2 separate regions of the Homo sapiens genome follow, and region 2 is linked to region 1. Evidence: chromatin loops called from intact Hi-C (ENCODE). Cell type or tissue: ascending aorta. All regions are shown on one strand.

Region 1 (4,000 bases):
AGGCAGGAGAATTGCTTGAACCCGGGGGTGGTGATTGCCGTGAGCCGAGATCGCACCACTGCACTCCAGCCTGGGCAAAAGAGCAAGATTCCATCTCAAAAAAATGAACAAATAAATAAATATAAATAAGGAAGCCCAAATAAAAAAAATTATAAATGAAGAAAATCGCTCAGAAATACATCCTGAGTTCCAGAGAGAGGATTGAAGTGGAGAAAATATGTCAACGAAAAGCTTTCAAATTTAAGTTCTGAAAAGGCTCATGCAACTGGAACCTGGAGATGCTATTAGGCAAGGGGTCTTAATGATTTTGGTCGGCACGTGCCCCCTGCCCCCTTTCTTTCATGCTAACAGAGCCCTGGTTTTTGTCTCTGTTAGAAGGCCAGATCCCTTCATCTCAGGAAGGGTAGGTCCTTTGCAGGCATTGGTCCAGGGTCCACCATGTGACCTCATTCCGGCCAATGAGATAGGAGAAGCCTCCTGCAGGGCTTCCGGGAAATATTTTCTTTCTGGGCACAGGAATCACGGCAGAAGAAAGTCTTTTCTCTCCCCCTGCTCCTTACTTCCTGTCTTAAATGTAGGCTGTGTGTAGATGTGACTCATGGAATCGAGGCTGCCATCTTGTGATCAGGAGAGAAGACCAAGAGAACAGCGGGAATGTTATGGTTATGTGAGACAGCTAAATATCTTTATTAGTGAAGTCGGAGGTCAGCAAACTTGTTCTTTCAAATGGACACATAGTAAATATTTTCAGCTTTCCAAGCCGCAACCACTCAACTCTGACATTGTCACGGGAAAAGAGCCCTAGATAAGTACATAAACAAATGAGTGTGGCTGGGTTCCAACAGAACTTTATTTATAGAAACTGAAATTTGAATTTCATATAATGTTCATGTGTCACAAAATATTATTTATTCTTTTGATTTTTTTCAACAATTTAAATTGTAGAAATCATTCTTAGCCCACAGGCGGCACAAAAACAGATTTGGCAAGTGGGTTGTCGTTTGCCGACCCTGGATCTACTCACCGTCAGTTGTGTTTTCTGTTTCCTGAAGCTGAGTGCCTTCTGGATGATGCTGTCATTTAACCTTCTGTTTCCCAGATGACAACGCTGAGGTCCAGAGAGGCGACAGACAGAACGTTCCCAGGGTCCCAGAGCTTGTTAGTGTCAGAGCTCATAAATCTAAATCTCAAAGCTCCTAACATCAAGTCGAGGATGTTTCCCCGGTACATAAACCCGTTTCCTACTCATTTACACACATTTCTTGCTTTTTCTTCTAGGCTGTAACATTTTCCTTTGTGTCTGTGACTGCGTTTCATTCATACAAAGTGTATAAAGAGCCAAGAGGCTACCAACCTTGATTAAGGACCTACCACATTCCAGACACTTTACATTACTTAATCCTACAACAGTTGTGAGGTAGATGTTATTATGCCCACTGCACAGATGGGGAAATAGAGGCTCCGAGAGGACAGAACCACGCCCAACTTCACCCAGGGAGTAGGTGGTGGTCCCAGTCCCACCAGTGCCCTTCCTGCTGAATCTAGCTGTCTCCCACGCTTCACTGCTCGACTCTGGGTGTACCCTAATGAAGAAGACATGGCCCCTTTTCTCTGGCCACTGAATATTTTCCTTTCTGAAGTGGTTCTTGGCAGGGCTAATATATTAGAAACAGTGGCGGGAGAGTGGGGGCGGCGGTGGGGATGATGAAGTGCCATTCACCATCTCGTCCACTAGAGGGCAGAAAGAGGCCATGTTTCTGTAACAATTCTGCACCTTAACTCCCTGGTTCCGTTGAATTCATTCACAGGTTCATGGGAAACTTAGGGGAAATAATATGTTTCAGCCTTTTATTCCAACCTCCTCATTTTTCTGATGAGAAAAACGGAATCCCACAAGTGTCGTGTTGTTTACCCAGGGTCAGACATCGTGACTCATTAAATCAACAAATGTTAATTGAATGTTCATTGAGTCAATCCATGTCACTGCACAAACACTCATGGGTGATGGAGACACAAGAGTGGCAGGAGAGACGTGGCCCCTTCCCACACCAAGGCTGCAGGCGAGTGGAGCACAGGGGCAATGAGAAGTGATCAGATCAACACAATTATCAGCAATTGTGGGGAGGGGGTTAAGAGATGGAGGGACAGGAACAAGATCTGTGTGGAGGTGGCATTTCCCCCGAGCCTGAAGATGAAGAGCAGCCAGGCTTTCAAGGAGCTGGGGGCCAAGAATTCCAGGAATAAGGAACCACAAGAGGGAGACTTCTTGGCTTGTGCTAGAGCCTGGCAGACAAGGACCAGCAGCATGACTTAGTTGAGTCAGGGAAGGAAGGGGGTGTAAGAGACCTAATGTCATGATAATCATTAGCACTGAAGCTTCACTATGTACCGAGCTCTACGGAGCCGGTGCATTTGCTCATGCATCCTCCCCACAAATCTCTGCTTTGCAAACACAATTACTCCCATTTTATAGCCTCAGAGGGGTTGAGCCACTTGGCCAAGGCCATGCAGCCTGAAAGTGGTCTAGCTGGGACTTGAACCTGCACCTGTCTGACTCCAGCACCCAAACTCATCCTCACTATTCCAATTAAAGGCAGAGCTAATACTAAACCCCTGAGATCCCGTCTCGTGGCCAGGACTCTCTCCATAACCCTGTCCTTCTCTTGCCTTTGAGGAAAGCATACTTCACTGTCAGTTCTTCAGCCTGGGTGGCAGGGATGAAGGCAGAAGTTAAATAATAAAGAGGAAAAGGTTTTTTTCTAGAAATCAATGACTAAAGACTGGGAAGAGAATTCCTAAAACTCAAGTCAAGGACTGTCTCCTTTCGAAAACGGTGTGTACGAGAACATACGGCTCTCTGACCATCCACACAGACTCATGAGAAGGAGAGGAAGGACACCTCTCACTTCTGAACACTGCCTTGAAGCTTAGAGAAGTCAGATGTGACTCCCGAAGCTGAGCCGACATTCCAGGGCTCCTGGGAAATGTATCAAGTTGTGTGCAGTAGCATGGCTGCCCCACTATCTTCTGACTTTTGATGCATGGCCTGCCATTAGGGCACAGGCCTGTAGTGTTATCACTGGGGGCTGGGCTTTGGGGTACATGGAGAGCTTCAGGAAGAGGGAGGATGAAGAGTAAATCTGGGTTTCCTTCCTTAGCCTTGGTTCCCAGCCTCCCTCCTGCCTCTAGACCCTGGCATCCCCATGCTGGGTGTCAGTTTATCTCTTCTGTCCTGTTTCCTTCACCTGTCCAAACCCTTCTAGTCATCAAGGCATACCACCCCCAACCCCAGTCTCAAAGCTGCCACCAACATTCTCTCCAGGCCTCACAGTGTCTCTCTGCCCTCCACCCATTTGCTCATATAGTCTGGAGATAACAGAGGTCAGCATTTGTTCAGCAGAGGGAAAACACAGGCTTTGGCATTAGAAAACCCAGGCTTGAGTCCCTGGCCTCATGTTGGCAGGCTGCATGATCTTGGATGAATGACCACACCTCCCTGAGCTACCTCAGCCAGGCTCAGGGCTAGCTCAGGGTAGCAATGGTGAACAGTCCCTCCCTCAAAGAGCTACTGTTTTAATCTTCCCATCTGGAAGATGGACGTTGTAACAACCACTTCTCTGGCTGGTTGTGAGCATGAAGAAAAGAGGCATACAAGGAACTACTTTTGAATTTCAATGTTCCATCCCAGTTTTATTTTCCCCAACAGTTACTTCACGGTTGCCTTGTTTTTCTCATCTGCAAAATGGGGACAAATGCCTACTTATTTTAGGCACATTCCAGCAGTCTAGCAGAGCAGGAGGCATCACAGACTGTGGCTGGGAGGATGGTCTCTGGGGTCATTCTAACTGGTTTTTCATCTTGGTGCTGCTTTTTCCTGCCTTTGGGACCCTGGACAAGTTATCCAAGCCCTGTGCCTCAGTTTCCTAATCTATAAAATGGAAGATGACTGTGTCTATTTTCCAGAGTTGATGGGAGACTCCTCTATTTCCTTTGGGTGGTG
Region 2 (4,000 bases), 99 kb after region 1:
AGACTCTAATGGGGGAACAATGAGAGCAGCAAGAAGGGGCTAGTGGCCTCTTCTAGTTCCTTCCAACCTGGCAGCAGGCAAGCTCCTATTCTGACACCTGAGCCCTTGTGGTGGGGCCCGTTCTGAGTCAACCAGAGCACAGGCCGGGGATAGAGGCAAGGAGGCAGCAATTCAACAGTGGTGAGTAAATTTAAATGCTTTTATTAACAATCTTCTTACATTACAAGGATAATATGACAAAAAGAAAGTTTCTGCGTACATATTATGATAAACCAACATAGCTCTATTTGTATCCAGTGTTCTAGGTCCCGTCACACAGGTACTATAAAGCGTAGTCTGCAAAATAATAACATCAAGAGGTTTTTTTTAAAGAAAGTATTAACATATTAATATGTATGTGATAATAGACTCCTAGGTATTTCCCCCCATCCCCACTTATTTTTCCTTTGTGATTGACATGAAAATGGTTCAGCAGCGTGGGGGTGGAGAAGAGAGAGACGGGGGCTGAAATAGACGGAATCAGACTGCTGGTTCTTCCGGAGAGACAAAAGTGAAGACTGAGAGGTGCCCGAGGGCAGCCTGGCCTTTGTCTTTTGGTGAGCAGTATTGTGACCGCTGTCCCCCTCTGGACAGAGGGCTCGGTCCCTTGGTGCCCCTGGCGTGCTCTCTCTCTGAGGTACAGTGCATTGTGGGATTGCTACCTGGGGATGCCCATCCCCTGGCCGTGGGTCTAGTCCACTGCAGTGGGAAGAAGGCTCGGCCCGGCCTGGTCTCTCTTGAGCCAGGTACTGGAGGGTGTCCCAAGACCCAGTTGGCAGCTAACTGTGGCTCAAGGAGGTGGGCATTGGCAGAACAGACCCGCCCTGGGCTGCAGGTGGAGGGGTGGGCCTGCTGGAGACTGAGGTACTTGTAGGATGGTGGGGAAGAGCAAGACAGGGGCAGAGGAGGCTCAGGATGGGAGCAAATGCCCCTTCGGACCCCAAAAGCAGAAGGCTGGTCTGGAGAGAGGGAGCATGCAGCTGCCCTTGCTCCATCATCTGGTGCCTGGTCAGGCCCTCTCTCCTACCTCCAGGAGGAAAAAAACAGAGAGAGGAAACTGCGAGCAAATGGGCTTCTGGGTCCCGTCAGGGCTGCACAAGCCCTCTGTCATGCTGCCAGCTTGCACCAGTGCCCCCGCGTGGCCCCCAGACATCCCCGCCCGGCCCGGGCTAGGAGCTGGTGATAAACCCAGGGAGGGGCCCTCCCCAACGAAAGTGGATGAGCTTGGGGTATCCCAGCTCAGCCTCTGCCTCAAGTCACAGAATGCGAACAGTGTATGTGAACTAAACCTGCCTGTTACGGCGGGAGTGGGGTAGGGGCCACGGGGCCTCTGTGAGGGAGGGGGAACAGCGTTGTCCTGAGTACAGCCAGCAGCAGCTGCTGCGCGGAGCGGGCTGGGCCAAAGCCCTGCTTCTGGACTGGAGTAGCCATTGAATTTATGAGTGTGCAGATATGTCTCTCCCACCGTTTCCTGCTAGCTGATGCCCCCTGCCCTGGCCAGAAAGCCTGTGGATGGTGGGCAGCGCTGCCTGGCGATGCTCATGCTGCCCACATCCTCTCCTCCTGACAGTGGTTGAGCAAGTGAGGGAGGCCAGGACGGCTGCACTTCAGGGGCTTGGCCTCTAGGGGCAGCAGAAGCATCTAACAGGGCAGGGGCGGTATCTTTCCTGGACCAGCTCTTGATCCAGTTTGGACCTTTCCTATTGCCACTGACGCTGCTCAGTCCTGGTGCGGGAGGGTTTTGAAGGAGTTTGTGCAGTGGTCCCTCCACCAGGAGTCAGAGACCACGTCCTACTGCCAAGCAGCAGTGACCGCCTAAGCGTGGGCTGTGGGGGTGGGGAGAGGTAGGGGGCACCTCAGCTGGAGCTCAGGGGGTATCTCCTTCCAACCTCAGACCAAGCCTGTGGAAAAGGAGAGAAAGTGCATGGAGCGAGCCGGGACCCAGCCACTCTCCTCTCCAACACTCCGGGTAGGAGGCCCCCTTGCCAGCCAACCCTGCCTGCTGGCCTTCCCCGGCTCCCTCTCCGAAGGCCGTGCTCCCTTCCCCTTTGCACAGCACAGCGCCAGGCTTCCCACTGCTCTCCCAGCTCTATAGACTCTATTTTTATATCTATTTAAAACATAGAAATGTATAAATATATAGGATATTATTTATAGATATATAGACGTGATTTACTCTCTTACTCTGTGTGTATACGTACTGTATATGTCCATATATACAACATATATGCTGTAGCATCTGTATTCTACACTGCACATACCCCTGCTTCCATGCACTCTCTCCTAGGGAGACTGGATTGCATAGGTATTTCCAGGGTGATACCACTTGAGGGGGTGGGGGGGAAGGGAGTGCCAGATGGAAGTGGAGGGGCGTACCATTTTCCTCCCAAAAGGGCACTTTTTCTCCCTCTGGCTAACATGCAAACATTGCCTGAAAGGCTCCTTAAAAATATCACAGCACCATCCACTCAGCTCAAGCACCCTAACCAACAGATGGCAAGAGAAGGGCCCCCACCAAGTGGGAGATGGGTTTCCCTCCAAGCAGGAGAAGGGCCGTGCCAGTCTCTTGGGTCCTCCTGAGGACTGAGGAAGAGGCCAGACTAGAACCCATGACACGGCACCACCTCCCCAGAAGACTGGTGTCTGGAATGGGCACACCACTGCCCTCTGAAAACCCCTTTCTTGTCTGAGGAGGACTGGCCTGCCTGTTTCAGCTGTTTCAGCCTGGCCTGGCTAGATCTGCCTCTTGAAGCAGGGAGGGGGCACAAGTCCAATGCCTTCTGCCAAAATTGGACCTATGGGCCAAGAAAAAGCATGAATTCGACTTGGAAATCAACCCAGACTGAAAGCCAAAAGCAGACCTAGGTCTAGAACTCCCATTCCTAGAGGGGGTAGAAGGAAAATGAAAGGGGGGATCCAGAAGAGGGAAGTTATACTTCAACCCCTCAGGCCACCTCCTGGGTCCCATCAGGCTCCAGGTGATCAAGTAACATGGCACCAGCCCCTCAGTGCCGGCTGGGCCAGGGCTGTGGGCCCACAGTAGGGTCTCAGCTATTGTTTCCAGCCTTCTGCATGCTTTCCCCCCTGTTGGCACCACCTCCAAATGAATGGAAAACATTTAAACATTACCTTAAGTAATTACAAGGTACTTTTCCTAAATTAAAGGGTTGGCATAAGCAACTCAAGGGGAGGACCACCTCAGCAAAACAACTCAACTTGGAAACATGTGGCAGAGGCTGAGGTCAGAGACCCCCAAGTGCCATAGATTCCAGGGCCCAGCACTGAACCTTGCCATCCAGGGACCCTGGAACTTGAGCCTGCTCTCAGTCCCAAGTGAGGATGGGGAAATGAGGATGTGCCTAGCATCACAAGGTGTCATAGGCCAGTCATTAGAAAAATTAAATTAAATAAGGCTGCTGTTTCTGATGCCTGGACTCTCATATTCAACCAGGCAGGCAAAACTTGGGGATTCTGACATGGCAAGAGTTACAGACTTGACTGCGCTGTCCTCATGTTTCACAGATACTAGATGGCAGTGGATTTTTTCTTTGTCCTCCATGAAGGAAAAGCAGATCATATTAATCATAAGGGCTCTGGCTCCCAGGCTCTGCCAGGTATCACCTTGGCACAGTTGGCCACAAACCTGGGCCTCAAGGTTGATCTCACTTCCCACCAACCCTACGAGCCAAAGAAAGTCACTAATCAGCCAGCCCAGTTATGCCAAGTCTCAGCCCCAGAGACACACTTCATTCTAAGCCTGTAGTCATCACTCCTAAGCCAGAGGCTGAGTTAAAGGGCTCTGTCTTGTCTGAAGTAACAACATTTGGGATCCACCAACTGCTTTTCCACAGTTCTGTATACACATCAAGGGGAGATTAGGTTAGCCAAGCATATGCTCCCTGGGCTAGACCCTGAGTGTCCCATCAGTCCAAGTCCTTCTCAAGCAAGCAGAAGAGTGGGA

Evidence for each region. A loop is a pair of places that touch in the nucleus more often than their neighbours do. Peaks named below come from ENCODE experiments on the same cell type or tissue, not always from the same donor. Only the 100,000 strongest peaks of a DNase experiment are listed, where the experiment ranks them.
Region 2: it touches region 1 in a loop (3-fold over the local background); 2 of 110 quality-filtered maps call a loop at or near these places.

What each region holds. Positions count from the first base shown.
Region 1 is chr11:45,330,322-45,334,321 of GRCh38, reverse strand. No RefSeq gene overlaps it. Among named protein-coding and RNA genes, the nearest start is that of LINC02696, 23 kb to the left of the region's middle. In ascending aorta, a CTCF peak has its summit at 1,725 (motif pointing right); DNase peaks (open chromatin) are centred at 465, 717 and 1,683; H3K4me3 peaks cover 1,252 bases; H3K27ac peaks cover 1,420 bases.
Region 2 is chr11:45,231,295-45,235,294 of GRCh38, reverse strand. It overlaps PRDM11 (PR/SET domain 11), which reads right to left. Exons shown (of 8, transcript NM_001384648.1): 8 at 186-4,000. Among named protein-coding and RNA genes, the nearest start is that of SYT13, 53 kb to the left of the region's middle. In ascending aorta, a CTCF peak has its summit at 1,654; a DNase peak (open chromatin) is centred at 1,654; H3K4me3 peaks cover 554 bases; H3K27ac peaks cover 945 bases.